4 separate regions of the Homo sapiens genome follow, and all the other regions are linked to region 1. Evidence: chromatin loops called from intact Hi-C (ENCODE). Cell type or tissue: IMR-90. All regions are shown on one strand.

The links. Hi-C counts contacts between places; a loop is a spot of excess contacts. Peaks named below come from ENCODE experiments on the same cell type or tissue, not always from the same donor. Only the 100,000 strongest peaks of a DNase experiment are listed, where the experiment ranks them.
Region 2: it touches region 1 in a loop (6-fold over the local background); 28 of 110 quality-filtered maps call a loop at or near these places.
Region 3: a loop joins it to region 1, with 7 times the contacts of the local background. A loop is called at or near these places in 11 of 110 quality-filtered maps.
Region 4: a loop joins it to region 1, with 6 times the contacts of the local background. A loop is called at or near these places in 49 of 110 quality-filtered maps.

The regions. Positions count from the first base shown.
Region 1 is chr2:191,498,474-191,506,473 of GRCh38, forward strand. No RefSeq gene overlaps it. Among named protein-coding and RNA genes, the nearest start is that of NABP1, 180 kb to the right of the region's middle. In IMR-90, a CTCF peak has its summit at 3,280 (motif pointing left); a DNase peak (open chromatin) is centred at 3,278.
Region 2 is chr2:191,047,811-191,055,810 of GRCh38, forward strand. STAT4 (signal transducer and activator of transcription 4) reads right to left here. Exons shown (of 24, transcript NM_003151.4): 14 at 6,680-6,724. Among named protein-coding and RNA genes, the nearest start is that of STAT4-AS1, 30 kb to the left of the region's middle. In IMR-90, a CTCF peak has its summit at 4,531 (motif pointing right); DNase peaks (open chromatin) are centred at 451, 2,051, 2,561, 3,011 and 1 weaker place; H3K27ac peaks cover 2,570 bases.
Region 3 is chr2:191,294,618-191,302,617 of GRCh38, forward strand. It overlaps MYO1B (myosin IB), which reads left to right. Exons shown (of 31, transcript NM_001130158.3): 3 at 1,494-1,609. Among named protein-coding and RNA genes, the nearest start is that of MYO1B-AS1, 52 kb to the left of the region's middle. In IMR-90, a CTCF peak has its summit at 4,571; a DNase peak (open chromatin) is centred at 3,914; H3K27ac peaks cover 3,472 bases.
Region 4 is chr2:191,214,531-191,222,530 of GRCh38, forward strand. No RefSeq gene overlaps it. Among named protein-coding and RNA genes, the nearest start is that of MYO1B, 27 kb to the right of the region's middle. RefSeq lists an enhancer at 6,255-6,424. In IMR-90, a CTCF peak has its summit at 3,952 (motif pointing right); DNase peaks (open chromatin) are centred at 3,211, 3,941 and 4,991; H3K27ac peaks cover 572 bases.

The sequences.
Region 1 (8,000 bases):
TGCAACCACCTCAAAGATCAACTTGACAATATTAGTGAAGTGGAAAACACATGTCCTCTACAACCCAAAATTTCCACTGCAGGACTGTGCACCGGAGAAACTCTACACATGCACTCAGGGTGACATGCACAGGATATTCACAGCAGCACTTGTAGTGGTAGCAAAAAAGTGGAAGCAACCTAAATGTCCACCAGTGGGGGATTCAAACAACCGAATAATATTCAGAGGTTAAAAATGAATGAACTACATAGGTCAATGTGGAACAATTTCTAAAAATACAACAAAAAGTAAGTTGGAAAATATAATATTCTCTGTCTGATTAAAACATCACACAAAATAGTGTATTATTATACAGTAAAACATTAAAACATACAAGGAAAGGAGGAAAAAGATGAATACAACTGGAACAAGGAGGGAAGGTTTAGCTGCATCTGTGATGATTTATTTCTTAAAAAAAAGAAACAAACATGACAAAATGTGTCTATTAAATCCAAAGACTTACACAAGTGGCTGATATGTATTTTTCTGTATGATTAAAATATTTCATAACCAAACATTAAAAACTCCTTTTTTCTGTGGTAAAATATATATAATGTGAAATTTACTATTTTAACCATTTTAAGTGTACAGTTCAGTAGTATTAAAGCACATTCACATTGTTGTACACTATCACTATAATCCATCTCCAGAACTTCTTTCATCTTCCTAAACTAAATCTCTGTATCCATTAAGCACTATCTCCCTGATATGGTTTGGCTGTGTGTCCCCACCCAACTCTCATCTTGTAGCTCCCATAATTCTCACGTGTTGTGGGAGGGACCCGGTGGGGGATAATTAAATCACGAGGGCGGGTCTTCCCTGTGCTGTTCTCATGATAGTGAGTGAGTCTCATGAGATCTGATGGTTTTTAAAAGCGGAAGTTTCCCTGCATAAGCTCTCTTTGCCTGCTGTCTCCATGTAAGATGTGATGTGCTCCTCCTTGCCTTCCACCATGATTGTGAGGCCTCCCTGGCCATGTGGAGCTGTAAGTCCAATAAACCTCTTTCTTTTGTAAATTGCCCAGTCTCAGGTATGTCTTTATCAGCAGCGTGAAAATGGACTAATACATTCCCCATTCCTCCCTCTTTCCAGACCCTGGCAACAACCATTCTACTTTCTGTCTGTATGAATTCAACTACTCTGCATATCTTGAATAAGTGGAATCATACTATATTTGCCCTTTTGTGACTGTTTTATTCACTTAGCATAATATCCTCAAAGTTCATCCACGTTGTATCATGTGTTAGAATTTCCTTCCTTCTTAAGGCTGAATAATATAACATTGAATGTATATGTACAAACAGATTTTGTTTATCCATTTATCTGTTGACAGACACTGCTTCTTCCTTTTGGGTGACATAATTTCACATTTTGTGTGACAAAATTAAACAATTCAAATAAAAATAAAGTAAAATGACAGGAAAATTATAGAGGCAAAAATAAAATGTGTGTCGCATATGTGAATGTGGTGTGTTGAGTTTTTCACAGTTGAGGAGGAGTCTCCTTGTCCCTCACATGGCATGGTGGCATGGACCATTCACGCCAGCAGGCTGTATCCCCTGTCAGAGGCAGGGCTGGCTGTGGGTGGCAGCTGCACTCTGCTACCTGGGCTTCTGCATCTGCTCCTCCTTGAGCCGCTGCTCCCACAACATGCGATGTTCTGGCTTAAGCCGAACAGCTTCCTTCTTCGTTCTTGTTGAAACTGGCAGAAACCAAGAAAGAAAGCAGTCTCAGGCAATTGGCAAGTAGTAAGTATTGGGACTAAGAAGTATTTGGAGCCCTTGTGCTGGCAAGCCAATTGCATTGAGGCAGCCCCAGTCCCACTCAATTCTTGCTCACATTCCCCATGCCTTTTGGCATCATGCCTCATCACTACTGCTCCCCTAAGTGCTTCCAGATGCCCTCCATCAGGGGCTTCTCAGACTGAGAGCATTAGACTGCTGCCTCGCTACCAACGCTACTCAGAACCACAGTGTATTATATAAGACAGAGAAAAGCAGAGCTGCCCTGTGGGGTTAAGGGGCGGGGGCAGAGTAGATATGAGGCTGGGTATCCAAACCCCAGTGCAGCTCCAGGGAAGCCCCATTTGAAAATAGCTGCATAAGGCTAGTGATTAGAAACCCCAGCTCTAAAGCACAGGGAGGAAGAGGAGGATTGTAATCTGGAGAGGGTCAAGCTCTTCTAGGCAAGGCCAACCAGCTATTGTGAGTAAAGTAACTGTGTGTGTGTGTGTGTGTGAGTGAAGCAGGTGATATCGAACTGCTGGAGCTCCCCCTGCATTGCCAGAGCAGTTTTTTTTAGATATGTCCTCCAGACCCTTAGGGCTCCTCAGGGCACAATTTGAAAATCACAGACTTGTCTAGTCTCTTTTAATCCTGATACTCTGCAGACTGTTATCATCCCCACACAACGAAAGGTGAACCTGAGGCCAAAGCCCCACAGGTAGGAAGTGGCTGAGTCAGGAATGCTCCTTCCAAAGACAACTTTATTATCCTTCAGTAGAGACGCATACACTGCAGCAGCTTGAAGTAGGGAGGCTTCTGGAAACTGTGGGGATGAACCAAAAAGGAATCCTTTCCCATGCTGGGGAAGCCCACTCTGGCACAGAAACAAAGCAAATTATAGCTGTTGCGGAAACAGGCCAAACACGGCTGGCTGAGCCAGAAGTGGGGTTATTGCTCATCTCCTGGGATCCCATTGTGTGTAGGTCTCTTGTCCTCCCCACACCAAGCTCCGGGTCTCCTCACCCCCGTGCCAGCTGGGAGGCCCATAGGCTGCCAGGCATCTTGTAGAAACACACCAGAGCAGCCGCAGCTTCAGCTCTTCCCTCCCTGCCTTCCCTCCTGCCCCAGGGTGAAGGAGAGGGGGCTGGCCATGGGAGAGACCAGAAAACGAAGGGGAGAAATGGAAGCTGGTTTCCACAGAAAGAGATGGTTGGTGGGACCCGTGTCATATGTCAAGTTGGAGGAGCAAAGGCCAGTTGGGAGATGGCTGTGGCCTTTGTTGAAAGGTCTGCCTGGGAGCCAAGTTTCAATTTCTGGCTCCCTTTAGACAGGACCGGTTTCTCTAATAGCTCATTGAAAGGTGAGAGAAAAAGGAAAGAGCACACAAACTGACCCCTTTAAAAATATGGCAAAACCTAAAATGTCTTTGGAAATTTCAAGAAGTCCTTGAACAGAATCATAGTTTCTTTTTTTTTTTTCTTTCCCTGAGGAAATTCAGCATGGACCTGTCTCCCTCTTGTGGAATTAATTTTGCCTCTTGGTTGTACAGTGTTTAGTAAAATAAGAGGAAAACTTATGGGGACTTCCTGTTACCTTGTTTCTCCATTGTCTTTCTTTGTGCAAGAAAAGACAGCAGTATTGTAATTATCAAAGAAAAAGCTTTAATTTTCTGAAATGAACAAGCATTTAGAAATAAACTTTTAATCTAACACTTTATAGTAACAAAATTCTGCCTGTAAAATCTAGTGCTTAAAGATTTAGTTTTACTTAATTCTTCAACGTTAGACAGAATATCGTCTCCATTTTATGGTTAAGTGTCAACAAAAAGAGTCAAATTCTGTAAAATATTTGAAGACATTTATTCTGAGTCAAATATGAGTGGCCATGGCCCATGACACAGCCCTCAGGAGGTCCTGAGAACATGTGCCCAAGGTGGTCGGGGTGCAGCTTGGGTTCCATACATTTTTTGGGAGGCAAGAGACTTCAATCAAACACATTTAAGAAATACACTGGTTTGGTCCAGAAAGGCGGAACAACTCAAAGGTGGTGAGGGTTGGGGGGGCGGTCCAGTTTATAGGTAGATTTTAAAATTTTCTGGTTGACAATTGGTTGAGCTTATCTAGACCTGGGATCAACAGAAAGGAAATGTCTGGGTTGTAATAAGAGGTTGTGGAGATCAAAGTTTTATCATGCAGATGAAGCCTCCAGGTAGCCGGCTTCAGAGAGAATGAATTGTAAGTGCTTTTTTTGTTTTTTTGGTTTTTTTTTTGAGATGGAGTCTCGGAGTCTCACTCTGCTGCCCAGGTTGGAGTGCAGTGGCCCGATCTGGGCTCAACGCAACCTCTGCCTCCCAGGTCCTGCCTCAGCCTCCCGAGTAGCTGGGACTACAGGAGAAAGCCACCATGCCCGGCTAATTTTTTTTTGTATTTTTAGTAGAGACGAGGTTTCACTATGTTGGCCAGGTTGGTCTCGAGTGCCTGACCTCATGATCTGCCTGCCTCAGCCTCCCAAAGTGCTGGGATGACAGGTGTGAGCCACCGTGCCTGGCCTGTAAATGCTTCTTATCAGACTTAAGGTCTACATTGATGTCGATGCCAGTGAGCTATAATGAATGCTGTCCAACCCTCACTTCCTGTCCTGGCCTAAACCAGTCTCTCAGGTTAAATTTTAAGAGCACCGTGGCCAAGAAGGAAGTCCATTCAGATGGTTGGGGGGACTTAGAATTTTATTTTTGGTTTACATAAGGAAGGTAAAAGAAGGACCATGACAAAACTAAATTTATTTTTCTTTAGCCAAACTCCAAAGTTCTTTGCAGAATTGTTAGCAACAATGACACAAGACAACAACAGCTTGTTACAAAAGGTAGCTAGTCGGGCATCAGCAGGGCAGGAGAGGGCATCTCCCACTCACCAGGAATGTCAGGTGACCATTGGATGATGGTCAGGCAGTTGTCACAGTACCTCTCTAATATAATAATTGGTTGCAGCCAGCGCCAGGGAGAGGCAGTTTCCCAGTACATAAAAACCCCTGAAACTGGTAATGGGCAGCTTTCAGAAATTGGGCACGTGGTCTCGAGCATGCACGTTAAGAGGCAAAATGGTGGAGTATGACCTTCCCGGCATTCCACTGGAAAAGGGAGGAAAGCCTCAGGTGAGCATGCATACAACTCCAGTAAACACACCACGCGCTCACCTCCTAGGCACCAGTAGGCTACCTCGCATGTGGGTGGCTCACCTTAAGGGAAGAATCAAGGGAAAAAGGGATCACAACACCGGAAGTGAAATGCATATGAAATGCTAGGTTCAAGATCAAATGGGTCAGTTGACCTCCAAGTTGCCACTTGAGTCTCTTCCAAGTGTACTTTCCTTTCTTCTCTAAAGCTTTTCAGTAAACTTCCGCTCCTGCTCTGAAACTTGCTTCAGTCTCTTTTTCTGCCTTATGCCCCTCAGTTGAATTCTTTCTTTTGAGGAGGCAAGAATTGAGGTTGCTACAGACCCATAGGGATTTGCCACCTGTAACTCAGATAACTTCCACCAGTAACAAGCTGATATTTATTAGCATTTGCTTTTCGCAAAGCATTAGGCCAAGCACTTCACCTAAATTATTGATGTGGCTCTGATGAGTGGAGGAACACCAGGGCTCTTGTCTCACATCAAATTAGATAAGACACAAACACACGTGGAGTGGTTTTAAGGAGCGGAGAATTTAATAGGCAAGAAGGAGTAAGAAGGAAGGGAGAAGGAAAAAGCTCCCCTGTACAGAGACAGAGGGAGGGGGACTCCAAAGCCAAGAGAGGGAACCCCACTTGCCACGGAAACCAACCAGGTATATGAAGAGGCTGGAGGAGGCGATGTTTGATTTGCGTAGGGCTCAGGGGGTTGGTTTGACAAGGCATGTCATTCACATAGCCCGTGAAAAAAATGGCCCTCGTACCCTAGCCTTTTAATATGCAAATGCAGGGCACCATGATGTTCTACACATGTGGGGATAGATGGGGGCAGCCATGTTTCCAGGCACATGTGGGGCAAGGGCAAGAAGGCTGCAGGAATCACCATGTTGGGTGGACTCAGTTTCTAACGGCTGGCATTTGCTTATTAAAGGTTGCCAGACTGGCCATGTTGGGTGGACCCAGTTTCTTTTTTTTTTTTTGAGACGGAGTCTCGTTCTTGCCCAGGCTGGAGTTCAGTGGCACGATATCGGCTCACTGCAAGCTCCACCTCCCAGGTTCACGCCATTCTCCTGCCTCAGCCTCCCCAGTAGCTGGGACTACAGGCACCTGCCACGACGCCTGGCTAATTTTTTCTATTTTTTAACAGAGATGGGGTTTCACCATGTTAGCCAGGATGGTCTAGATCTCCTGACCTTGTGATCAGCCCGTCTCGGCCTCCCAAAGTGCTGGGGTTACAGGCGTGAGCCACCGCGCCTGGCCGGGTGGACCCAGTTTCTAATGGCCAGCATTTGTATATCAAAGGTTGCCGGCCTGGCTCTAAGAGCTGGGGCTTTACAAGAAACTTTTCCAAAGATGCTTTAAAAAATGAAAACTTTCCAAGGACGCTTTTTCCTCTCTATTTGCCTAAAATAATTTCTTAATAACTCCTACAACATTATCTTACTCTTTGCAATAAAATTACTGTCTAATTTTACTAGGAAACTGAGGCTTAAAGAGGTTAAGCAACTTGTTTAAGGTCACATAACCAATTGCTGAGGTTTAAGTTGGATTAATATCAATGATCCTAAATGGAGACTTAGGAACAAAGAATAACAGAAGCACGTATTAAATTGCTCTCTCAAATTCTGGCCTTCAGGAGATGAGCTGAGAGAGATGTAAATAATCCATAGGGTATTTTTTTTTTCCTTCTGTGACATTTTGAAAGATAATCAGCCTATATGTGGGGTGGATCATATTTCATAATTATTTGCAAGGTTAAATTAAACATTTAAACAGAATACTTTTGATAACACAGAGAAATTACTCGTGCTATGAGATGGGCATCGGGACTCCACTGTTAGGAGGTATGGAAAATGCCTCTTGTCAGGATTGCTCCATTACTGCTTCTAGCCACACCCATCTCATTGGGTGCGGGTTGGTAGTAGGACAGATATTACAAACCAGCATGATCAGGACATGACAAAACTTCATTGCTGATCCTAAAACCCCTGGGCTGGACAACAAGAAAGGATAGGGCAACAGAGGCACTTTTGAAACAAGTCGGTCTTTTAAATATTTACTATGGTGTCTTTGTCAATTTCCTATAAAATGTCATTCTGCTATTTTTGAACCAAATTTAGGTCTGCATACAAGACAGAATAAATAGATGCTGTTAGTGACCTCCATCAGACTGTGGAACCTTGACTGCTTTGGTGATTCTTTACCCCATAAATTTGGCTGTGAGTCAAGGGGAGCCATTCTTGTGACATCACCAACTCATCTTCTCTGTATCACCCTTCTTCTTCTGGGTACTGTTTGGTACAATGGAGAAGAAAGCACAGGGTCCAGTTGTTGATTTTTCTGAGCCAAAATAGCTGTTATTAATTGCCAGGAAGGAAACGTAAACAGAGCAATTCCAGAGGGGTTGGTGAAAGAGGCATCTTTAAGCATGTAGATGAAAATGAAAGCCTCGGCCAGGCGTGGTGGCTCAAGCCTGTAAGCCCAGCACTTTGGGAGGCTGAGGTGGGTGGATCACTTGAGGTCAGGAGTTTGAGATCAGCCTGGCCAACTTGGTGAAATCTCATCTCTACTAAAAATACAAAAAAATTAGCCGGGCGTGGTAGTGCGTGCCTATAATCCCAGCTACTCAGGAGGCTGAGGCAGGAGAATTGCTTGAACCTGGGAGACGGAGGTTGCACTGAGCCGAGATGGCGCCACTGCACTCCAGCCTGGGCAATAGAGTGAGACTCTGTCTCAAAAAAAAAAAAAAAAAAAGGAAAGAAAAAAAAGAAAATGGCATCCCCAGAGATAGAAGTTCACATTGATTCAGTATAAATATTGTGTTAAAGGGGTTTAGTTTTAGTCAATGGCTTGAACATAGCATATCAGGAAGATGCTTTTGGCACAAGAAGCCAAAAAATCCAAACTCACCTGGTTTAATAAGAAGGCCAATTTATTTTTCCTAAGAAAAAATAAGTGCTCAGGCAGCTGGTTTATTTAATTCAGAGGTGAAAGGATGTCATGAAGGATTCCATTTTTTTGTGTGTGTGTGTTCACTCTGCCATCTCATCTTGTCAGTGTCATCCCCT
Region 2 (8,000 bases), 450 kb before region 1:
GTGCGCCATTATGCCCAGCTAATTTTTGTATTTTTAGTAGGGACAGGGTTTTATCATATTGGCCAGGCTGGTCTTGAACTCCTGAGCTCAAGTGATCTGCCTGTCTCGGACTCCCAAAGTGCTGGGATTACAGGCATGAGCCAACACGCCTGGTCTATAGTTTAATTTCTATGAATAAATATACATACGATAATTCAGTACTGATAGCTTCCTCAGCTCTTTGAGTTATGGAACCTGTGTGTTCACCACCAAATATCAGGGTCTTAAAAGTGTGAGAAACCAGGATTCCACAGACAGAGCAATGACACTCAGTGTTGTCCATTACCTTTGGAAAAAGACTTTACGCTTTATATAATACTTTACTGAACTGAAATGTGGGTGGTGAGAGGGTGATTATTTTCTCAGTGATTCAAAATAATGTCTAATGTTTACTTTAAATCTCTGATGCAATTGTGAGGCACATTTAGAACAAAATCCAGCAAGGAAGCTGACATACTATACACAAGACTGGAGGAAAGACGCTCTGACCAAATAAAGCATTATTAATTTTCACAGCTTGCATGACTGTCATAGTCTTCATTATTTCATCAGTGTAGTCTAAGCTAGAACACTATTCAGTCTCACATTCGCAGGTTCCATTCCTCACAGAATGGAAAAACATCATAGATAAGATGCACCATTAGGGCCGGGCACAGTGGCTCACGCCTGTAATCCCAGCACTTTGGGAGGTTGAGGTGGGTGGATCATCTGAGGTCAGGAGTTCAAGACCAGCCTGGCCAACATGGTGAAACCCCGTCTCTACCAAAAAAAAAAAAAATGCAAACAATTAGCTGGGCATGGTGGCGGGCGCTTGTAGTCCCAGCTACTCAGGAGGCTGAGGCAGGAGAATTGCTTGAACCCTGGAGGCGGAGGTTGCAGTGAGCTGAGATCACGCCGCTGCACTCCAGCCTGGGCAACAAGAGTGAGAAACTCCATCTCAAAAAAAAAAAAAAAAAAAAAAAAAAAAAAGATGCACCATTAATGTTTGTATCAAAGCCATCCTAATCATCCAAGATGATTACAGATACAAAATATCCATATTAATGATATTTACATTATATGGTACATCACATTATATGACACTGAATATAATAGCTGGATTGACTGTATTGTACTTCTAAAGAAAAATACCCATTGGAAAATCTGCTAAGAAACTAGAAAACTGGACAACCAACTTAACCAGGGCTTCACTTGGAAAAAAAAAATACAATCCGATGAAAGGTAGGTCTAGATGTCACCATAGTCTTCTCTGTCTCCTCTGCTCAGTGTCTAATAATACACCTTAGAAACCAAGAATATATTAACAAATGGTAATAGCTTTTTTTTTTTTTTTTTTTTTTTGAGAGATGGAGTCTCGCTCTGTCACCCAGGCTGGAGTGCAGTGGCGAAATTTCAGCTCACTGCAAGCTCTGCCTCCCGGGTTCATGCCATTCTCTTGCCTCAGCCTCCTGAGTAGCTGGGACTACAGGCAACCCGCCACCACTCCTGGCTAATTTTTTGTATTTTTTAGTAGAGACGGGGTTTCACTGTGTTAGCCAGGATGGTCTCACTCTCCTGACCTCGTGATCTGCCCACCTCGGCCTCCCAAAGTGCTGGGATTACAGGCGTGAGCCACCATGCCTGGCCAACAAATGGTAATAGCTTTTAACTTGACAGAAACCTCTGCTAAGAAAAATATGACTGGGATATAGGGTGATTTTCATCCAAATTTCTTGGTCATCTCTTAACAATCCATAATTTATTGTAATGTCCCCCATGGAAAACTATGTGGAATAGAAACAATTAAAATAACCCTTTCATTTAGTGAATATTTATTGAGCATCTATTATGTGCTAGACAGTGGGTTAGATCCTGGGAAACAATAAGAAGAGAGGGAAACAGTGGTCTAATCACATGAGAGATAGCCTTTAATCACAGAATCACAGAATCAGAAGAGAGGAATGTAAAATGACAGCACTGCTTAGCTCATAAAGCCCTCTGCTGCATTCTACAAAGTCTAAGGTTTTAGTAATATTTTTGTACAATTTCTCCCTCAAAAAAGTGTTGCAACTCTTTAAATTAGTTCAGCGAGAAATCAACTTGCTGTGCAAATGCTTGGGCTAGCTGGGGTGTGAGTAGCGCGTCTGTGTTTGAGAACACTGAACCTTGAAAGAACATCTGTTTGGCTATTTTGTTAAATGAAACTCAAGTCACCCAGGCTTTACTAATAGCTTCATTGTGCTTCATGACTTTCCACCACATAAACAAAATTACCTAACACCTCAGTCTGTGGCTAAAACTGTCATTTATCAGTTAAAGCCCACTGACAAAGAGCAAACTGGAGAAACTGCAATTCCAGCTTCTCTATTCAAACAGTTTTCACATTTCAATAATCACTCTCTAGCTGGCTCCCTGCTAGATAAGTACCTCCAGGGAAAGGTTGCTTCCTGGGAATGTTTATTTTACAGGAACAGATTGATGGCCTCAAAGTCTGGCCACTTTCTAGGTGATGAAATTGTTTATTCACATTGACTCTTCCCAGGAGAGAATAGAGTGGAGAGAAAGGCAGTGATTGCTAAAGTTGATTTTATGATAGCGTGTCTACAGATTCCTCAAGGAATGTTGTGAAATTCCAAAGCAAATTCTTAAAGTTAAATTCATTTTTAAAAATCTAAAGCTCCTACCCTATGTTGCACTTCTGAGGATTAAAGAATCTTAGTCAAAGGGACTTCAGAGATTGTCTAGTCCAATGAGTCCAAATGTTTTTTTTTTTTGACCTTGGTACATATTCTTGAAAGTAAACTTCCCACCAGAGTTTCCATCTGTAAATATATAAAATAAAGCTGCCTTGATAGAAACAGGCATGAGGGAGCCAGAGCTCCACATTTCCCCAACCCCCAGGGCAAATGGGGTTCCTGAGGTACCTCTTTGGCATCTCTGGGTTTTCTGGGAAGAAAATGGGTCTTGTGCAACTTCTTCCTTTCACCCAATCCTAAAGCCAGGAGCCCCTGTACGTCCTGACAGCTCAGCTCTTCTTGGGTAATCTCAAACAGTCACAGGGTGCTGCAAATCTAGGGAGGTCTGGAATGGCAACTTAGTGAAACTATCATTTATGACATCTTTGTCCATTGTCAATCATTTAATAACTATCTGATACAAAGTCTTACAACCAAAAAGTAGAATGGAGCGACCCAAAATTGTGTGTGTGCGTGTGGGTGTGTGTGTGATGGAGGTGAAGAGCATTGGAGTGGTAGCAGGAATTCCAGACATGAAATCCCATAAAGGGGCATACACAAATGGTGACCTGAGGTTTCAAGGAACTGGAGCTGGAAGAGGGAAGTGCCAGGGTCCCCTGAAAGGGACCACATCTCCAGCAGAGCACTTGACAGGTGAGCAGAGAAGGAGAAAGATCAGCAGTTGTCTGAAGTTAGGTATCACGTTTTAGAGCCCAGTTTTCCCATCTGTGTAGACACCTGCTCCCTCGAGAGGAGGCTGATCTGTAAATGCCATCACCAACATCTACACAGCCCACCACCACTGACTCACACACAGCTCATTCAGTCCTCACAACAACCCTTAGAAGTGTAGGTTAACATTAGCACCATTTTGTAGATAAGGAAATTGGGAGTTAGAGAGGCTAAGTGGCTTGTGCAAGCTCAGATTGCCTGAAGAGGCAAAAACCAACACTGCTAACTCCACTATGCCACTGAGGCACGACACAAGTGCAAAAGGAGACACAGTAGACAAGAGAGGTCAACAACATTTTCTGAGGAAGCATTATTTTAAATTATGGTGTGAGACAGACATGATTTCGGAGCAGGTGGGTGAGGTGCAGACACTCTGTGAGATAGATGGGGTGAGGTGACGGGGCAGTAGGAGTGCCAACCAGCTCGCCTCTCCCAGGGAAGGTTCTGCGACCCAGAGGCAGCATAGCAGAGGGGCCAGGAGCAGGGACACGGGATCAGACTGCCACGGTTTTATCTTGGCCCTGCCATCAACTGCCCCCACTATCTTGAGTAAGCTGTGTGACCACTCTGTGCCTCAGTTTCCATAACTGAAATAAGTATGAAGCTAATAGTACCTACTTCACAGTCTTGTTGCAAGAGTTACAGAAATCAGTATTAGTGAAGCTCTTAGTGTCCAGTATATAGTAAATGCCACACGAGGATTGTTGAAGACATTCTTAGCAGGCTACAGGTGCTCACAGATAAGCAATAGCAACTTTTTGAAACTTGAAAACGAGGTTACGATATTCTAGCTTCCTGTTTTCCTGTAATTTGTGACCACAATCCCTGGCCTCATGACTTTATGAACTTCACTTTATTGCCCGTTCTTTCCTCACTCTTTCCTAACCTTTGTGTGATCATCCCTACTGAATGGCCAAGCCCCTGATTCCCGGTTTATCTTCCTTCATGTACTTCATGACTAGTCAACTGTTACTGCTGCACACAAGACACGGTTCAATCTGTGGTTTGTTTTTAAATGTACCTAGGAGTCATACTAAAATTCTGCCAACAGGTGGAGCTCAAAGAATAGCTTAAAATAAAATTAACCCGATTCGGCAAACCTGGAAAAAAAGGGAAGAAATAAAATCATTCTGATACGACTGTATGATTTTGCTATTCATCAGAAAATAAGAGGAAATAAATTGAAGGCAATATAAGTAGACAGTGTTAATAACACAGTGGTTGGTTTTTCTACAGTGGAAGATGATTTACCTAGATTTCCGTCTCTAGGGAAATTCAAGTGAAGATTTTCATTTTACATTCATAAAGATGACAATATACTACAAGAGTTGAGCTATTTGGATTTATTTGATTTGCTTTACTTAAGACAAGTTCAGGATAATGATGCTTAGTCTGTTCAGATTCATAAATAATACTCAAGATGTCAAACTGAATGAAATGTTGCAACTCTAGCCAGAATTCCAAGGAGATGTGTGAAATGAGCTTTTATTTAAAATGTGCCAATGTTTAACTAGGAAGTTTAGAAAACCTTTATGGGTTTCTATAAGCTGGGAAGAATATCTTCCACTCAATCGTTTTACTAGAATCTCCTTAAACCCCAAAACTCTGCTCCTGTGATTTCTTTGACTGCAGAGACCTGCTTAGGGAGCTGTGCCCTGAGCAGCGATTCTACCCTGGAAGACTGAGCTCATCTTTGGTGAGGCTATGATGTTTGGCAAATGATCTTTAAGACACAATTAAGGGAATGAAGAATTCTTGGAGGGCAAAATGGTAGGGCATTAAATCTTTTGTGATGGATCTTTATGGTTTTGTGAGGTGTGATAAATTGGATGTCATTGGATGCTGGATTTATAAAGTGCTTTTCCTCCAAACAATTCAAAGATCTTTTTCATGGGAGCTGTGACTATAAAGCCAAGAGTTTGGATCCATATGAACCACCCCAGAAATAAACCTCACTGCTTCAAAACTGCATCACGTAGGTGGTTTTACACCTGCAGCACCTCTGAGCACGGGCTGTTGAGCATGACTATCCTGCTCTCTTAGAGGAAAAAAATGCAGTATTTCCTCATCAGTTCATTTGCCAAACGTCACATTTTCAGGCCCTGGCAGAGCATGTACTCAAACCCAGGTTTTCTAGTTCCAAATATATAGGTCATTGACTTATGCCTTAGTTTCGAGGTCAGCTCAATAGATGTTCTCCAAGGTCATGTCCAGTTCATGATTTGACTACTCTATCATCAACTCAACGGAGTACTCAGACTGCATCAGTTTGTTCTTTCATTCAATTTGTCTAGTGAAATGCAAACATTAGAGAGCGAGGTAATTGATATCTCAAAATAATAGGGTTGTTTTTTACCCCACATATCATAATTTTTCAGCCTGACTTCATATATGTGAGAAAATGAGTGAACAAAAATGAAGAATGACAAAGATATTTCTTGATAATGGACTGACTAAAGAAACTATGGCACACCTATAAAATGTAATGTAATGCAAGCAATGTAAATCATGTTCTCCAAGAGTATTTAAAATTATGGAAAACTGTTCTCCGGGCTGGGCACGGTGGCTCACGCCTATAATCCCAGCATTTTGGGAGACAAGGTGGGTGGATCACTTGAGCCAAGGGGTTCAAGACCAGCCTGGGAAACATGGTGGGACTCTGTCTCTACGAAAAATACAAAAACTAGCCAGGTATGGTGGCACATGCCTATAGTCCCAGCTACTTGCAAGGCTGAGGTGGGAGGTTCACTTGAGCCTGGGAGGCGAAAGCTGCAGTGAACCAAGATCTCACCGCTGCACTCCAGCCTGGGCAACAGAGTGAGACCCTTCTCAAAAAAAAAAAAAAAAAGAAAGAAAAAAAAGATACATTGCTATGTGAAAAAAGCAGGCTATGAAGCAATGAGTATCATATATTTTTAAAGTAATATATAGATAAATAAAAGACTGGAATGATGTATACCAAGATGTTAATAGTTATTTTCTTTGGAGGGTGTTGATAACATATAATATGTTATTTTCATTTTCTCTTTTTGAAAAACTTCCTCATATTGTCTGCAATTATCAAGCTTTACATCTATAATGAGAAAAACATGAATTTGATTTTATATGAAGTCAAGCAGTTTAAAAGCTTTGTAAAAATAAGATATTATAAGATCTGTTTCCAGAAAAATTCTATAGGAGAAAACATTTCCTACCTCATTTCCTTTACCTCCAGCACTGGACTTCATTTCCTTTGGTTGCTTTGTAAAAGAAAACAACAATATTTAGATGGAAAAGCATTATCAGCTACATATTAAGTTGGTCGTACCTGTTGCGGTCATTTTCTTGGCCACAGTTTTGACTTCTAGAACAGCAACATATTTTCAAACTCATTGAAACCTGACACAACTGCCCAGATTTGACAGAGAGGAGTTTCCTGTCTCACCCCATGGGATGCCACTTTAGAAACTTGGAGTTGGCATATCACTAAGACTTTAGCTTTCAGTCAACATTTTCGAAAAAGGAAATCATGCTGGGAACTTTCAGAATCTATACAGCACTCCTTGGCGCCTGGAAAGCATCATTTTAGCTAAGCTGTAGGTGATGATTCCCAATCCCTGAGAAACCAAGTCTAACGAAGACTAGAAAAATAAACTACAGGGCAGTGTGTACCATATAGCATAGTAAGCTATTAAATGACATTACAGGGGAAGAAGACTTACTGACACAAAATAAATGTGCATTGATGTAGATTACTGAATGAAAAAAAGAGGCAGAAAACAAATTTTATAGTGTGTATTATTTGATCCCACTTTTAAAATACATATATAATTATTTTAGAAAAAAGAATGAAATTATAAAAATGAAGAAGTTAATAGCGTTGCAAAGTGGTGGAATTATAGGTGACAATTTTTAAAATTTTTCTTTTTTTTCTTTTTTTTTGAGATGGAGTCTGGTTCTGTCACCCAGGCTGGAGTGCAGTGGCACAATCTCGGCTCACTGCAAGCTCCACCTCCAGGGTTCATGCCATTTTCCTGCCTCAGCCTCCAGAGTATCTGGGACTACAGGCGCCCACCACCAAGCCTGGCTAATTTTTTTTTTTTTTTTTTTTTTTTTTTGTATTTTTAGTAGAGACGGGGTTTCACTGTGTTAGCCAGGATGGTCTCGATCTCCTGACTTCGTGATCCACCCGCCTCGGCCTCCCAAAGTGCTGGGATTACAGGCGTGAGCCACTGCGCCAGGCTAATTTTCTGTATTTTTAGTAGAGACGGGATTTCACCGTGTTAGCCAGGATGCTCTTGATCTCTTGACCCTGTGATCCACCCTCCTCGGCCTCCCAAAGTGTTGGGATTACAGGCGTGAGCCACCACGCCCAGCTGATTTTTATTTTCTATATTTATTTTTGTATTAAAAAGCAAAGTTATTATGCAGAAGATAACCAATGTGAAAACGCTTTGCAAGAGCAAAAGACCACTGTAAAAACTGAGGTTTTGTTATTTTATATATTGTACCTGCTGAAATAAAGACCTAACTGAT
Region 3 (8,000 bases), 200 kb before region 1:
TTGTCATTGTTTGTGAGGCCAGATTAATTGGGTCCTAGTGATAGAATGTTAGAAATAAATGTGAAAAATTGCATGGGAACTGAGAGTTTTCTTTTACAACAGCAATCTTGTCCACCCTTGACAAGATAATATTTGTCCACCTTTGACAAGATAGTATTCTTACAGGATGAAAGTGTGTTTATATATATATATAACCTGTTCAGTTTTCCTAGTTGGGAGAAAGTCCTTCATAATTAATATCATTGTGACCCCTGTAAAAAGAAAAAAAAAAGTCAGCAGAACATTTCTACGTTCCTTCATTTTCTATTCTGTTTAATTTTCTAGAAATATCTGACAGTCTTTTTGAATCCCAGTGGTGGTAATACTGGAAAAACTTGTTGCTCTAAAAATGGTACCTTTTGTGGGATGACATTGGAAAGGTGGGAAGTTGGAGATCTTTTTTTCCCCTTGTTTCTTTCTTTCCTTTATGAACCTTTTTCTTTTTAAAAGTTATATCGCTCATCACTTTATCACTTAGTTTATCACTTTACCACTTTTGTTGGCACCTTTTTTCCCCCTCCTGTCTTTTATGATGTTGAAACTGAAGGGGAAAATGGAGCTGCCAAGATAAGTTACAGTTAAGTGACGTTTGCTTGTGGCATTGTCCTTGGCATTGCACAGAAGGAACTAAACCAGCACCACTGGTGCTGCCAGGAATTTAGGGTCGAAGTAGACAGGAAGAGAAATTGTGTTCTGGTTTAAAGTTCAGTGAGAAAAGTTTAGTACATGCTAAAATATAGCACTGATCCCTCAGAAAGTGCATTTAAATTTTACATTAAATGTAAATTTGACATTAAATTTAAATGTTGACATTAAATGTACTTTCTGGAAAGTACCTTTAAATTTGACACTAAAACTCTGATATTATGTTAGATATAATGAGATTATGTGGTTTGAATGTCCAAGAGATACCTGTAGCTCTGATACTGAATTGAACGTGATCTGAGCCCATTGTGGAAAGATTGACAGACTTGCAGAGGGCCAGTGCCAAAGGGAAGGCCCTATGAGGTGTGGGTAGGGAAGAGGGGAACACTGGGATACTGTTGACTAAAAAGGTGGAAAAAGATGAGAGAAGAAGGGGAACTATAGCTCTATCTAGAATCAGGGAGAGCATGGCTCTTGCTTACAGTTAGCAGTAGTTTGTGACAAAATTTGTGGAAAATATGACAGGGCTTTGGAGAACTCTTACCGAGAACCGTAAATTAGTTCAGAGATATACTTTGAAAGGATTTTAAATATATAAATGTATGCTTTCCATTTATCAACAAACTAAATAGACATTGTTGACCATCTGTCTTCAGAGATGCAAAGCATTCTTAAAATGTATACAATGAATGGTGAAGCAGAACTAGTGTTGATTTTAAAAGGTTGAAACCATACAACACTAAAGCTTAAGACGTTAAAATACATTTTGTGTACTAACTAATGGGCATGTTTTGTTCTTTCTTTTGCAGACATACATTGGAAGTGTGGTTATATCTGTTAACCCATACCGGTCTTTACCCATTTATTCACCAGAGAAAGTGGAAGAATACAGGAACAGAAATTTTTATGAACTGAGCCCTCACATGTAAGTACTGTACTAAAGCATTAAGTTTCTCTTTTACTCCAGAGATGTGTAGTTGACAGATGTGTGCAGCTGTCTCCTTTGAATTTCAGAATAATGTTTTTGTCAGTTTTTTTTAAAAAGTTTGATAAAAGTATGAAGACTTTAATTGTTATTATTTTAAATTAAAAAAAGGCAGAATACTTCATTTGACGTCAGACTTTTCTGAAATATTTGGATTCAGGATGTAAAATATTTTCTGTTCAAAATTCTTTGCAAGTAGCAGCTGCTGCTAATTATTTTTGCAAATAAAACAGGAATGTGCATTGTTTATTATTATAAAGAGCCTAAGCAGCTTTTTCATAGTGTTGTTGGGCCAAGAAAAATCCTGAGTGTTGGGTTGTGTGATGGTGTTTGGGTAAAAGGACCAAACAATACCTTCAGTTTGTAATTTTTGCAGACAATGTTCACCAGATGCGTGGGATAGGCCAGTGATTTCACTTACTCTGGAAAGTCACTTGTTTGATTTTTCTGAAGAAGGTCACTTGTTAGTGTAAATAATTCCTTCACAGTACCTGTAGATTCTGTTTGTCTGCTCCTTTAGAGTTCTTCGTTGACGTGCTTAAGAGATGCCGAAATGATTTGGCCACTTTATACCACTACAATTTTGTTTTCTAGTCTGAATGACTGAAACATAACACTGGAAAAGTTTGCCTGGATTTGGTAGATCCGTGGTAGAACCGGGTTATTCAACCCTAGAACTTTTATTCCTCCAAATAAAAATATCTGAAAAAGAAAGTTGGAGAGAGAATACCCAGAAATTATCACAAACAATACCTTAAACTTTTTATTTCTCAAAAAACTTTTTTATTTATTCTTATGTTACATTTACTGATTCAAGACAAATATGTTCACCATTTACATTCTCATGTCCACTACTGAGTTTAAAGGAAAGAGAAATATGCTAAGTTGGGCCAAGTCATGTAATGAGTTGAGAGCCTCAGACTTCTCCGCTTGTTGCTTAGGCAGAAACATTTCCTGCCTCCTCTCCTGTGGGCATGCAAGCATTTTTACCAGAATTCACGTACTTATGATTGTCAGTTGCTGCAAGGGGCCCACGGTGTCTTGCAGACGGGAGTTGGTTGATGCAGCATAACATCTTTTATGCAATAAACTGTTGAATGCAGATTTAGAATATTTGTGAACTGCTGCTGAACGTGGGCTGGGAATAACGTATGCAAAAGTGCCTTGGAAGGTGTCAAGCATTCTACAAAGTTATGTTGTTCGTTATTACCACCATTGCTATTACTTTTTCGCAGTAGCATCATCCTCTCTCTCTCAAAACAGATGATATGCTGAAAACAACCCCAAATTGTCATGAAATGCACATAAATACATGTGCATGTAGATATTGATGAGGAAATGTTCAGTAAATGTCTTGGTTGCGGAAAAGATTTATTGGTCATTGGCATATTGGTAGCGGGGCATTTGAAAATGGTTAAGCTGGCAATTTGGGTCACTTTAGAGTTGAGACATTTTCAGTCTTTTTACCGAAAGCAGTAGTACTCAAAATGGGGCAGTTTAAAACCCCAGGGGACAGTTGACAATGTCTGGAGACATTTTTGATTGTGAAACTGGGGGTAGGAGGGTGCTTGCTGCCAGTGGGTCAGGGATGCTGCTAAGCACCCTTCAAAGCATATGCAGCCCTTCACAGTAAAGCGTTGTCTGTTAGCCGTGTCCATAGTGCCAAGGTTGAGAAACCCTGAAATGAAGTGAAAGAACCTGCAGAAAGTCTCATTATGTCCTAGCAGAAAGGATTTTCTCTGTATGATTAAAGATTGGCTTTATTAATTTTGACAGAACATAAAATCTAATAATTAAGGAACATATATATACCACTGTCCAGATGCTTGTTTTAGTTTCTCTTGATAATGCAGCATGCAGCGATATATTTGGGCTGTTTGGAACTAAAGATTATTTATTATTTAAATGTATGAAAATGGTTATTAATGAATAAATCTGCTGGTATATTTTACCAGTCAAGCAAATTCTGATCATTTTGTTTTCTTCTAGAAGTAGATATTGCAAGTGTTCTTGTTTCATTTTGCCTTAAGACAAATAATATCTGAAATTTGTTTTATAAAGTTATCCTGATAGTTAAGCCCCTGTGATGAAATACTTTATTTGATACCTGAATATTTTAAATTCTAGTCCTCAAAGCCCCACTTCTCAAAGTATGGTGCTTGGACCAATTGTATCAGAATTCCCCCAGGGGCTTATGAAAAAATCTGGATTCCTAGGTCTTACTTCTCATAAGCCAGGAATCTACATTTTTCACAAGCTTTCTGGGTGATTCTTAGGCGCATGTAAGTCTGAGAACGTGTTGCTTTAGATCTATATTTAAGATGTTTTTCTTTCCTTTCTTAACTACTTACTGCAATTTGTGATCTTTAACAATAATAATAGTAATAATAAAAGTATTTATGGCTAATATTTTATTAAGTACTTACTATTCTGCTCTAAATACTTTATACGTTTTATAACTCATTTCATTCTGAAAATAATCTTGTGAGATAGGCACTATTACAAATGGGGAAATTGTCACAGAAAGATCAAGTAACTTATCCAAAGCCACACAGCTGGTGGGAGTGGAGCCGGGGTATTAACATTGGTTGCCCCTCTTAGCTGGAAATGGGCTTGCCATTTTCATGACAGGGCCTCTTCCTGTGCACTTCCACCCCACTACCTTTGGTTCGCCTGTGTTCCTACACCACAAACCCTCCAGGATAATCTTGACTGTGCCTCAGTTTACCCCCAGCAATTGTCCACATGCTCTTTTTGCATTTTCAGCTTTAATCTCCATTCTGGGAATGTTTAGATATATAATGTTTGGGTAGATAGAGAATGTTTAGAAGTCTATTCTAGGTCATAGAAGTTCATGCTCCAGAATATACATTTTTATCCTGGTGCCTGGAAGATTCCTGTAGGAGGCAGCATGGCACTGCTACTCTAGTTCACACCCCTCACCCCCAAGGAAAAGAACCACCACGAGCACTAAAATAAAATACATTCTCAATGTGCTTAGGATAAAGAAAATGACTTTTTACCATGGCCTACAAAGCACTACGTGGTGAGCAAAGTACAGTTTTACTAATGCATCTGAAGTTGCCAGATCCCTCTCATTCCCTCCCATCTTGCTTGTTCTGTCAGTCCTCACCCCACCCTCACCACATTCCCTCTCATGGGAGCATCCTTGCATAGAATTCTGTGCCTTCTGCCTGGAATGCTTTTCCCTCTTTCTCCAAAGCAACTCGTGTTCTTCCTTCAGACCTCAAATTGCAGAAGACCTCTTAGGGAGGAACCGTCCTCACTTGTTCCGTACTAAGGCTAGATCCGTTGCTTTTGCCACATTTACTATTTAATGTTTGTTTAAGGGATGATTTGTCTAAGAATTTGATGAGGGTTCAGTAAAAACATAGTGAACAGGACTTGGGTTCAAGTCCCAGGTCTTCCATTTACAAGCTATATAATCTTGAGCAAATTACTTGAAAAACTTCAACTCAGAGAAATTAAGTAATTAGCTTATTCAGTGGGAAAAGAATTATTAATTAACTCCTGGGATTTTTGTGAGGGCCAAATATGTAGTTGATATTTAGATAATGATCTAATACGTATAAGGTGCTTAGCATGGAATCTGCCATAACTCTGTGAGAAAGGAAAGCTATTTCTATTAACAATGAGAATTATAGCAATTGTTGTAATAATAAGGTATGTGGGACACATTTCCAACATTCTCACATGCTCTGTCTCACCACTTTCTGCATGGTGGGTCATTTTCCACTTCCTTTAGTGTATTTTCCTGCATTTTTCTTTGCAGATGTTCATCTTTGATGGTATTTTGAAACAGGGTCAATGCTAACTTGGTTCCCTACTAAAACAGCCTGGCATTCTCAAACAGGATGTTTGTGATGTAAGGGGGTAAGATGACCTTAGCTTTTGATGCATTCTAACTGTAAATATTTCATGAATTTAGTTCCAGTTTGAATAGAAAACAACTTAAGCAGCTGCTCAGACTACATACTTTGAAAACTTTGCCAATTAACTTACCCAATATTACATTTGAAATTTACTTGTCAATTTTTTTTTTTTTTTTTTGAGTCGGAGTCTCGCTCGCTCTGTCGCCCAGGCTGGAGTGCAATGGCGCGATCTCGGCTCACTGCAACCTCCACCTCCCAGGTTCAAGCAATTCTCCTGCCTCAGCCTCCCAAGTAGCTGGGACTACAGGTGCCCGCCACGACGTCTGGCTAATTTTTGTATTTTTAGTAGAGACAGGTTTTCACCATATTGGCCAGGCTGGTCTCGAACTCCTGACCTCATGATCTACCCTCCTCCGCCTCCCAAAGTGTTGGGATTACAGGTGTGACACTGTGCGCAGCCTTTTTTTTTTTTTTTTAAGAGATGAGGTCTTGCTATGTTGTCCAGGCTGGTTTCAACTTCTGGGCTCAAGAGATCTTCCTACCTCCTGAGTAGGTAGGTGGGACTATAGGCACATGTCACTGCACCTGGCTTACATTTGGAATTTAATTTGAGCTGTGTTCACTGTTAGTCTGCAAAAGCATCCAGATACTTTTGTAATTCATATGTTTTGAAGGTGTCTACAATTTATCTTTCTTTAAATTTTAGGTAATTAAAAAATAATTCCATTTTGTATAAGTATATGACTTTCAGATCGTGGAAATGTATAGATTGGTTTCCTACCTATTTTCCTTTCAAAAATAGCTTTCTGTTATCATTTGTGGGTCTGTTAGTCCCCCAAACATGGAACTCCTCAGCTGGACTCCTCCTCTGCGGCTCCTTTCCTTCTCTGAACTGTCCCCGTTACGTGTGAAGCCACATCTTTGAGCAGGGTATCACTGGGTGGCATCCCCAAGGAAATGTGGCTGTGCTGTGTGGCAGAGCCTATACCACCATTTGCTTTTCTAGTTAGGTAAGTGATGTCTTTCCAGTATGATTTTTAACTTCTTTGAAAATAAGGAAGGTAAAAAATGTATTCCAGGGAGGACATTTCAGAAACATTTCAGAAAACTCAGTAACTGGATTCATTGAGAACTGCCTCAGATTCCCAAACAGCATTGATAAGGAAAGGCTGAGAAGGGAGAGATGAGGGAAATAATCAAACTATAGGTTGAGCATCCCTAATCTGAAAATCCAAAATCTTAAATGATCCAAATCAGAAACTTTTTGATCACAACATGACACCACAAGTGGAAAACACCACTCCTGACCTCCAAATGCAGTCAAAATGCAGTCATGCAACATAGAATTGATTCCGTGTCCCTAAGAGAAAGGTAAAATTTCCTTCAGGCTATGTATATAAGGTGTATATTAAATATAAATGAATTTAATGTTTAGACTTGGGTCCTATACCCAAGATAATTTTGTATCTGCAAATATTCCCAAATCTGAAAAAATTTGAAATCTAAAACACTTCTACTCCCAAACATCTTGGTTAAGCGATACTCAGTCGATACTTAATCTCCTTCCACTTAGTTGCAATAGCACTGTGACAGTGCACCTTCAGATATTTTAGTTACCAAATCCACTGGCCTTTTGTGTTGGGTGATTGCCTTTTAACCTTGCAGCAGTTGATGCAGTTTATCACCAACAGATGGATCTTCTAAAATCAGATCATGTTACTCACCTTCCTAGAAACCTTCATGGGCTCCCTATTACTCCCAGTTCCTTTAGTGTAGTGTTCAAGGCCCTTTACAGTCCAGCTTTAGCTGTCCTCCCTGCTCTCCTCCAAACCCCACTACTCTCCTTTGTGGAATCTCCTCTTGAGCCAGAGCCATTCATGTCTTTTCCTTTCTACGTCTCATACCCTGTACCTTATCTCCACTGTTAAAATCCTGCCAGTCTTCTATGGTCTGTCTGAAAGACTTGGTCAGCCCCAGCATAATCCACAAGGGACTTGCACTGGCCCTGAGTTATCAGACCACTCGTGGTCGTCAACACACCTCTTCTTGCTATGGTTGATTAGGTTTTGGTGTCACCCTCTTGAATGAGATAGAAGCTTCTGTAGGTTAGAAACTTTATCCTGCACATCTCTGTGGCTGTCTCCAGTGCTTTTCTCTTCAGAGCTCAACAACTATAAAACAAAAGAGATTTTAGGTGATTTTTCATTACATTTTACCTGTGTTATGGCTGAGAGTTCAATGAAATCAAAATGTACTTGATAGGATACTTGTGGAGTTTATTCAAAATTTCATGCAGTATAATGAGAATTTTTTTCATTTTTTAAAAAAAGCAAAAATATTTTTATGGTGCTCTTCAACTCTTAAGTATTTGTTCAGCTTCGATTTGTTCATGTTGTCTGTATGTCTATTGGAAGGAACTTGCCACCAGAAGAAGAGTG
Region 4 (8,000 bases), 280 kb before region 1:
CACTTTCACATATTTGTACAATATCTGTACCAATGTTTACTTAACACTTTAAAAAATCAACTTTAACTCACTTCACTTAAAATAGTTTATCAGGCAATATTGGATTATTTTTAAAAGGATGGATATCACATATATGAATCAGAATAGTAGAACGAATACTTGCAAACTCATTATTCAGTATAAGAAGTAGAACGTTATTATCCAACTTAAGAATGAAAACATTTCATTGCTTTATTTGTATGATTCTTCCCTGTGTCATCTCCTTGTCTCCCCTAAAAGGTTAGTACAATCCTATACTTTGTATTCATTGTTCCCTTGCTTTTTGAAGAATTGTCTTATTTCATATGAATATATCCACTAACAGCATATTGTTTAGCTTAGTTTGGTTTTGAATTTTAGATTTTGATTTGTGGCAGCCTTGTGGAAAAAAAGATGGGTACAGGAGCAAGCCTGGAGGAAGGGACACCTTGCAGATGATTGTCAGAATTAGAATCTAGAAAAGACTATGTTTTGAAGCATTTAGATTAAGGAGGGGAGAGCGATTAAGCAGGGAAAGTGAAGAATGGCTATGATCTATTTCAAAGGCAGAATTGCTGAAATCAAGGAATTATTTTAAAGTAATATATTTTATTTAGTAAGAGCTCCTTTAGAAACTGCCCTTTATAATGTTTCTTATGGCAGAAATATGAAAGTGTTTGTTTAGTTTATTGACACAAATAGTTTGTATTTTGACCTTTGTTGTGCTAGTGGTTCCCTGTGTTTTCCAGGGAACAAAGAAAAGCAACTCATAGGTCTTCATCCTAGAAGATCTGCACGGTGACTTTTAAAGACTAGTAGGTAAAAGCCATCTTGTGTACTTTTGAAGAGTATTCAAGGTGTGGTATTTTATGATCCAACTAGGCAGCTGAACCAATATGCAGATCTTGGTTTTTTAACTATAAAACAAGTCTTTCTCCCTAGGCCATGTCTTGAATTTGTTTTTTAAGCTCACCACACCCAGCTTTTCCCCATATTTAGTTTTAAACAAAAATCTCACCATATTTCTGTAATTAATCTGTACAATATTGCTACTGTTTTCAGAGTAACTTTGGAAAGCCCCAACACTTTGGGCAATATCTGCAAAATGCAGTTAATTTAATGCTATCTACATTAAGGGAGATTTTAAACTTTAAAACAAGAGACTGAATTAGCCAGTTTTATTGAGACTAGAGCAATTAACTTGTAATTTATGGTTGGCTCAAAAAGGTCACTCACTAGAAGTGGGTGTCTGGGTACTCCCCAAGTCCTCAAGCTGACCTGGATTGGGCAATTTGAGCAAAGCAGAATGGTTTGGAAGAAGCATTCTCCAGCCAAGAGGACACTCATGTTATTGCCAATTAGACTTGGAAACTGGTTCAACTTGCTGGGTCAAAAACAGCTAGACAGCAGGAGTTTAAAAAATACAAAATGATCACTTGTGAAAATGCAGGTGGAATACAATAAATGTCAGGTTAATTTAAGCCATCTTTGGAGAGTCAATACTCTTCTCACTTCCCAAAATCATTATTTAATTGAGCAATTTCTTTAGTTCAAACCAGACTGGTTGTTGAACAAACTGTCTTACAGACTAGGAAACCCAGTCGCTAGGAGATAAAATGTCTAGGATAAATTAGCATCATTCAGCAGTAGTGGGATTCAAACAGGCCCCAGTGGTTCTGCATATCATCACTTGGCTGTAGGCCTCTTAGACTATTTAATTCCATTAAACTAACATTTATTTAGTGCCTATTATGTAAAAGTTCTGTACTCAGCACCCTGATAATGCCACAATGCTTTCCTAAGGGACTGGGCAATTTGGGGAAATGTCAAACAGTTTATAACAGGGTCCTCTATCTATTCATCTCCCCCAAAGCTGAACTGATTGGAAAAAGGAGGGAGGGTGTGGGTCACTGTGATCAGAGAACTTGATGGTTGTGACTCCGTTGTCCCATTCTCCCCCGTGGAAATTTTCAAAAACTTGGGGTGGGGAGCCTAGTGAAGAAAGGGATTTGGTGGTTTGAAGGATTTTAAAAAATGAGATCTTAGCATCTATTATTTGATCCTAGATCTATGACCTAATCCTAACAAGACATAATGCATTCGGGATTTAGTGGCCACTTTTATGGGTTGGCACATATTTCTTCTGCATCCCTATTCACCCAGCCATTAATTTTATTTTAATATATACTTGTACTCTGGCATTTTCTCCTCTGAATATTTTATTTGTATTTTAAAATTTTTTAACCTCCCGATGATTGATGGGGAGGAGGGGAAGGACAAGACACGAAGCAGACAGATAAGCTGACAAAAATGACAAAAAAACCATTTTAATGTTTAAATCAGAACAGAAAGCTGTTTATGAGTTGTGATCTATTGTTTGGTACTGAAAAGTAACAGAGGCATAATTAAATCTTTTACCCAATGCTTTATCCAGAGAGATCTTTTCAGAAATTTGGGCAGTATTTATCTTATAAAAGCAACCCTGTTTTTTTTTTTTTATGGAAGTCATTTATATGACTTCTATGATTTATATGACTGGTCATTTATATGATTGTTTAGCTTAGTTTGGTTTTGAATTTTATTATAACCATGATATCTGGACCTAAGGTCCCAAATTGAACCTCTCAATATCCATGGCATTGCAAGCATGACTATGCATGCAGTGGGGAAAATAATATAATGTATTTGCATAGGTTTTTTTTTCCTTTTTAAAGCCCTTTCACATCTACTAGTACATGAAATTGTGCCACTTACTAAAATTCATTGTTAATTTCATTTTTCTAATGAATATTTGGCCACCATCCTGTAGACCAGGTTATAGATGCTTCACCTATTACCTGAGGGTTTTGTTTGTGTATTTGTTGAGCTAACTTTTTAACTAAAAATTTTAAGGTCAAAAAGTACATTTGGTGGTCTTTTTATTGGGAGCCCAGACTGTGAGAAACTCTTCTAGAGTCCTCTCTTAAAATCCAGATACTCTTTTGAAGGATTATGTAACTAAGTAATAGCTTAAAAGGTAATAGTTAATATCTTGGCATGTATTAGTTGGCAGTTGTTGAAAAGGAGAGGAATTTTAGGTGGTAAAGTAAATTACCTGGAAAGGGAGGATGCCTCTGGAGGAGGGGGAGCATTAACCACGACTACTAGGAACAAACTCCACCTCTCCAACTACAACTGTGACCTCATCTCTCACTAACCTTCCCCATAAAACTGCTTAGTCACCTCTGGTGGCAAATAAAATCTGTCTCTAGACTCTAAGTTATTTGGGGGGATGAACCCTTGTCCCTCACCATTGCTTTCCAGCCTGTCTTAGCATACAGTAGAGAATCAGGAAATATATGTAGAATAAATGAAAACTTTAATCCATAATTTGATGCCTAGTTGTAATATTTAAGCTTCTCTCTTGTGCTATCTTTGTTTTCAAAAGGAATAATGCTGGAGCATCCCAGAAATCGAAATGTTTATCTTTGTCTTAACCTCTAGAAAGGAATCCCATTTTTCTGTGGGATAATAAAAATAATAGACAACACTTACTGAATGCTTATTGTGTCCTGGGCACTGTCCCATCATTTTATACAGTCCCTCACTACCAGCCCATTTTACAAATAAAGAAAACATGGCAGATAATTTAAGTCTACTTGCTTATAAGTTTCCTCTCTTAGTGTTAAAAAAGACAAAGGTGCTGAATGGCGATGACAAAAAAAGTCCCTTCTATTTGTTTTTAATTAAACTTCATTGTAGACTCAACAAAAATTAAATGCAAACAGAAAGAGAAAAAAAGAGGAATTCATCCCTCAGAAGCCCATCACAGTGCCTAAGTTTATCAATGCATAACAGTCTATTTAGTTCATTCCTACGTGGATGTTTATGTTGGAGCTACATTCACAGTTAAATACGTCGTATTGTGGAGGAGTTAAGATAGCGCAAAACTATGTCCACCAGGTGGCACTCATCCCTCTAGATGAGGGGCAGAAGTTGAGGGGGAAACACTTCTGATTGTGTTGTCAGCACCCTTGGCAAAAAGATTCAAGTACTGACCTTTAGTTTCCTGGGCCTACAGCTTTTTATCCAGGGTGAGTTGAGGAGCTGTCAGACACCCACAAGTGCATCCTGCCTATTTTGCTATAAAGGAGAGGAAGTTCTCAGCTGCATAGCAGTACGGTGTAGTTGATGGATGTAGGGTTCTGTTTCAAATCCAAATTCAAATACAGGTTTCTTCAAATCCTAGGCCTACCAGTCACTAGTTGTATGACTTGGGCAAGTTACTTAACCTTTCTGTGCTCCAAGATCCTCATGTGTGAAATGGGGACAATCACTATACCTACTTCATTTTCAATTGCCTGGTTTAACAGTCCTCTCTGCTCACAGAGGGCCCAGATAAATGTTCTATGAAATGGAATTAATTATGTGACCCTTTAGTAGCTGGGCATTAAAATGCAATTAAAATTTTACTTGGCTCAGAATATATGATCAAAGAGATGAACTTGAGTTTCAGGCTTTTTTGTTGTTATTGTTTTTTTATTTTCTAGAGATGGGGGTCTCACTCTGTTACCTGGGCTAGACTGCAGTGGCACAATCATAGCTCACTGTAGCCTTGAACTCCTGGGCTCAAGTGATCCTCCCACCTCAGCCTCCCAAGTAGCCAGAACTATAAGCATGAACCACCACACATGGCTAATTTTTATTTTTTGTAGAGATGGGGTCTTGCTATGTTGCCCAGGCTGGTCTTGAACTCCTGGCCTCAAGTGATCTTCCCACCTCAGCCTCCCAAATTGCTGGGATTATAGGCATGAACCACTGCACCCTACCAAGTTTCAGTTTTAAATGGTAAAGTAAAGCTATGACTATTTACTAGATGTAGATTACTCATAAGAGCAAGAAATATTGATTTAGCCTCTCCAGTGAGCCAGTTTAGTCACTTCTCTAGGTGCTTTTGCTGCAAAGATGAGCAAGACAGGTCCTATCCCCACTCCCATTAAGCATATAATGTAGCAGGGAAGATAAATAAATAATGACATAAAAGTAAACAATTACAAATGTACAAAGGAATGTAAAGTAGATGGACCTAACCTAGTATGGGGGGTTAGGGAAGGCTTCCAAGAGGAAGTGGTTGTAGAGAATCAGGTAATGAAGCAAAAAGAAAGTGGGTAAGCATTCCAGGCAAAAGAACTGGCATTTGCACAGGTCTTAAAGTGGAAAAAAGCCTGCTAAAATCAAATACCTGAGAAAAGTCCAGTGTACCTGAAGGGGAGAAAAAGTGGGACAGAGAGGCTGGCAGATGGAGAGGTTACTTACTGGGCAGGAGGAAGTATTAAAGGGTTTTAAATGGAAAAGTGACATCAGATGCTGTTACTCTAAGAACTGCACTTTTCAAGAGGTCATTATGCAACTTGGGAGGCTGCGGTGGGAGTATAGCTTGAGGCCAGGAGTTCAAGACCAGCCTGGGCAACATGATGAGAACCTATCTCCACAATTTTTTTTTAAATTAGCTGGGTGTGGTGCCACATGCCTGTAGTCCCAGCTATTTGGGGTGGGGGGCTGAAGTGAGAGGATCGTTTGAGCCCAGATGTTTGAGGCTGCAATGAGTTATCGTCATGCCACTGCATTTCAGCCTGGGTGACAGAATGAGACCCTGTCTCTAAAAACATTAAAAGAAAAGATCATTATGACTGAAATGAGGAGATAAAGAGGCTAGTTTGGTGAGGTAAGACTGTATTGAGAGCGTCCAAGGCAAAACCTTTTGTATTATTTCAGCCTGATTATGATGGTAGCCTGAACCAGTGTGGCAGGAAGTAAATGGCTTTGAGAGACTCTTAAGGCATGTGGACTTGACAAGATTTGTTGATTAGATGTGTGGAAGGGAGGAATCTAGGTATCTGACTTAAACAAGAGTGTTGATGGTATTACCATTTCCCAAGACCCAGAGAACATTGGAGAAATAGCAGTTTTGGAAATTTAAGTTAATGTGCTCATTTCAGGATAGGATGAGTTTGAAGCCAAAGACATATTCAAGAGAAACTGTTAAGAAAGTACTTCTATGTATGGAGCTCGAAAGGAGACTGGGGTTGTTTCAGTAGATTTAGGAGTTGTCACCATAGCTATAAATTGAAGCATGATGAGACCTTCTAGGGAGAAAGTGAAGAGTGAGAAAAGAAGATGTCCTGGGTCACAACTCTAGGGAACCTCACCATTTTCTACATTAGTAGAGATGAGGGATCAATACTCAGTAATGAAAACAGAAAGAATAGTCAGAGGTGCAAGAGCAAAATCAGAAGGCTCAGTGCCCTCCCCCAAAAATAATAAAGAAAGAGGAAGTGGTCAATGGTATTGAAAGCTCCTGAAAAGTCAAAGATGATGAGAACTAAAACATATTCTTGGTCTTGGGGACAAGGAGGCCATTGGTGACCTTAGCAAGATCAGTTTCTACGGAACACTAAAGGCAGAAGCCAGATTGCAATGAGTTGAAAGGCTAAATGTAACGTGAGAAAATGATGATGATAAATGCTGAATATAGTTGGATTCATTCACTGACACATTTTTATTGTGTGTCTGCTCTGTGCCAGATGCTCTGCTACATACTGGATTTGATATGGTTAGGCTTTGTGTCCCCACCCAAATCTCATCTTAAATTGCAATCCCCAGGTGTTGAGGGAGAGACCTGGAGGGAGGTGATTGGATTGTGGGAGTGGTTTCCCCCATGCTGTTCTCGTGATAGTGAGGGAGTTCTCATGAGACCTGATGGTTTTATAAATGGCAATTTCCCCTGGGCTTTTCACTCCTCTCTCTCCTGCTGCCTTGTGAAGAAGGTGCCTGCTTCCCCTTCCGCCATGACTGTAGGTTTCCTGAGGCTTCCCCAGCCAGGTGGAACTGTGAGTCAATTAAACTTCTTTCCTTTATGAATTACCCAGTCTCGGGTAGTATCTTTTTAGCAATGTGAAAATGGATAATACAGAGTTCTTCTGGGTGGATGTCATAGAAACAATACTGGGACAAGGTAATTTCGGATATTAATGAGAGTGGTTTAAGTGATGGCCACAGGATCTTAGCTAGATAGAGAGAAAAGTGAAGGGATCAGGGACTGACGAGTATTAGACAATAGAGTGAGGAAGCTACTGGAGGTGTCAATAAACTTAAAGAACCAGAACTCCTGGAGTAATTGCTACAACCATGGAATAGGAGGTTGTGTCCAGAGACTAAGATTTCTGAGTTCTTGATGTGAAATGTTGATGTGGCTCTAAGAATGGGTGGCTGAAATGAAGGAGAAATGATGACGCGGCAACCAGTTATCTCTTAAAATGCAAGTCTGGATATGTCATGCTTACATATAAAACTTTCCAGTTGCTCTGTGGAAAAAGATTTTTTAAATCCTTAACATGGTCTATAACGCCTGCTCATTCCTTCTGGCCTCGCCTCATGATGCTTCTTTCCAGTCACTGGTCTTTTCAAGGGCTGTTTTCTTGGCCTAAAATACTAACGCCCTCACCTAGCACAAAAGCTTTATCAAGTTAACCCCTACTCAACCTTCAGTCTTTAGGTATCAGCTTAATGTCACTGCCTCAAAAAGAGCCTCCTTTTCCCTCAGAGTGGCTCCATGAACTTTTCCTTCACAGCAATCATTATAAGTTATTTGTGTTTGCGTGATTTTTAAAAAAATATTTTTGTGTTTCTCCCACAAATGTATAAGCCCCAGAAGAGTAGCAGTTATGTAGGTTTTGCTATTTGTTATTTTCCAACAACTAGCACTGTACCTAGCACATAGTAGGTGCCTAATAAATAATTGTTAAATGAATGGACAAATAAAGGGGTTAAGCAATTTGCCCAAAGTCATTAATTGAACCTACTAAAAGTAACATTAATATTTATATTAATATTTATAAAATATATTCATTAAACTTTATGCTTCTGTGACATTTTTCATGTATGTCATAATGGGTGAAGGACACGAACAGATACAACAGGTAGTGAAGAAGACAAAAATTTAA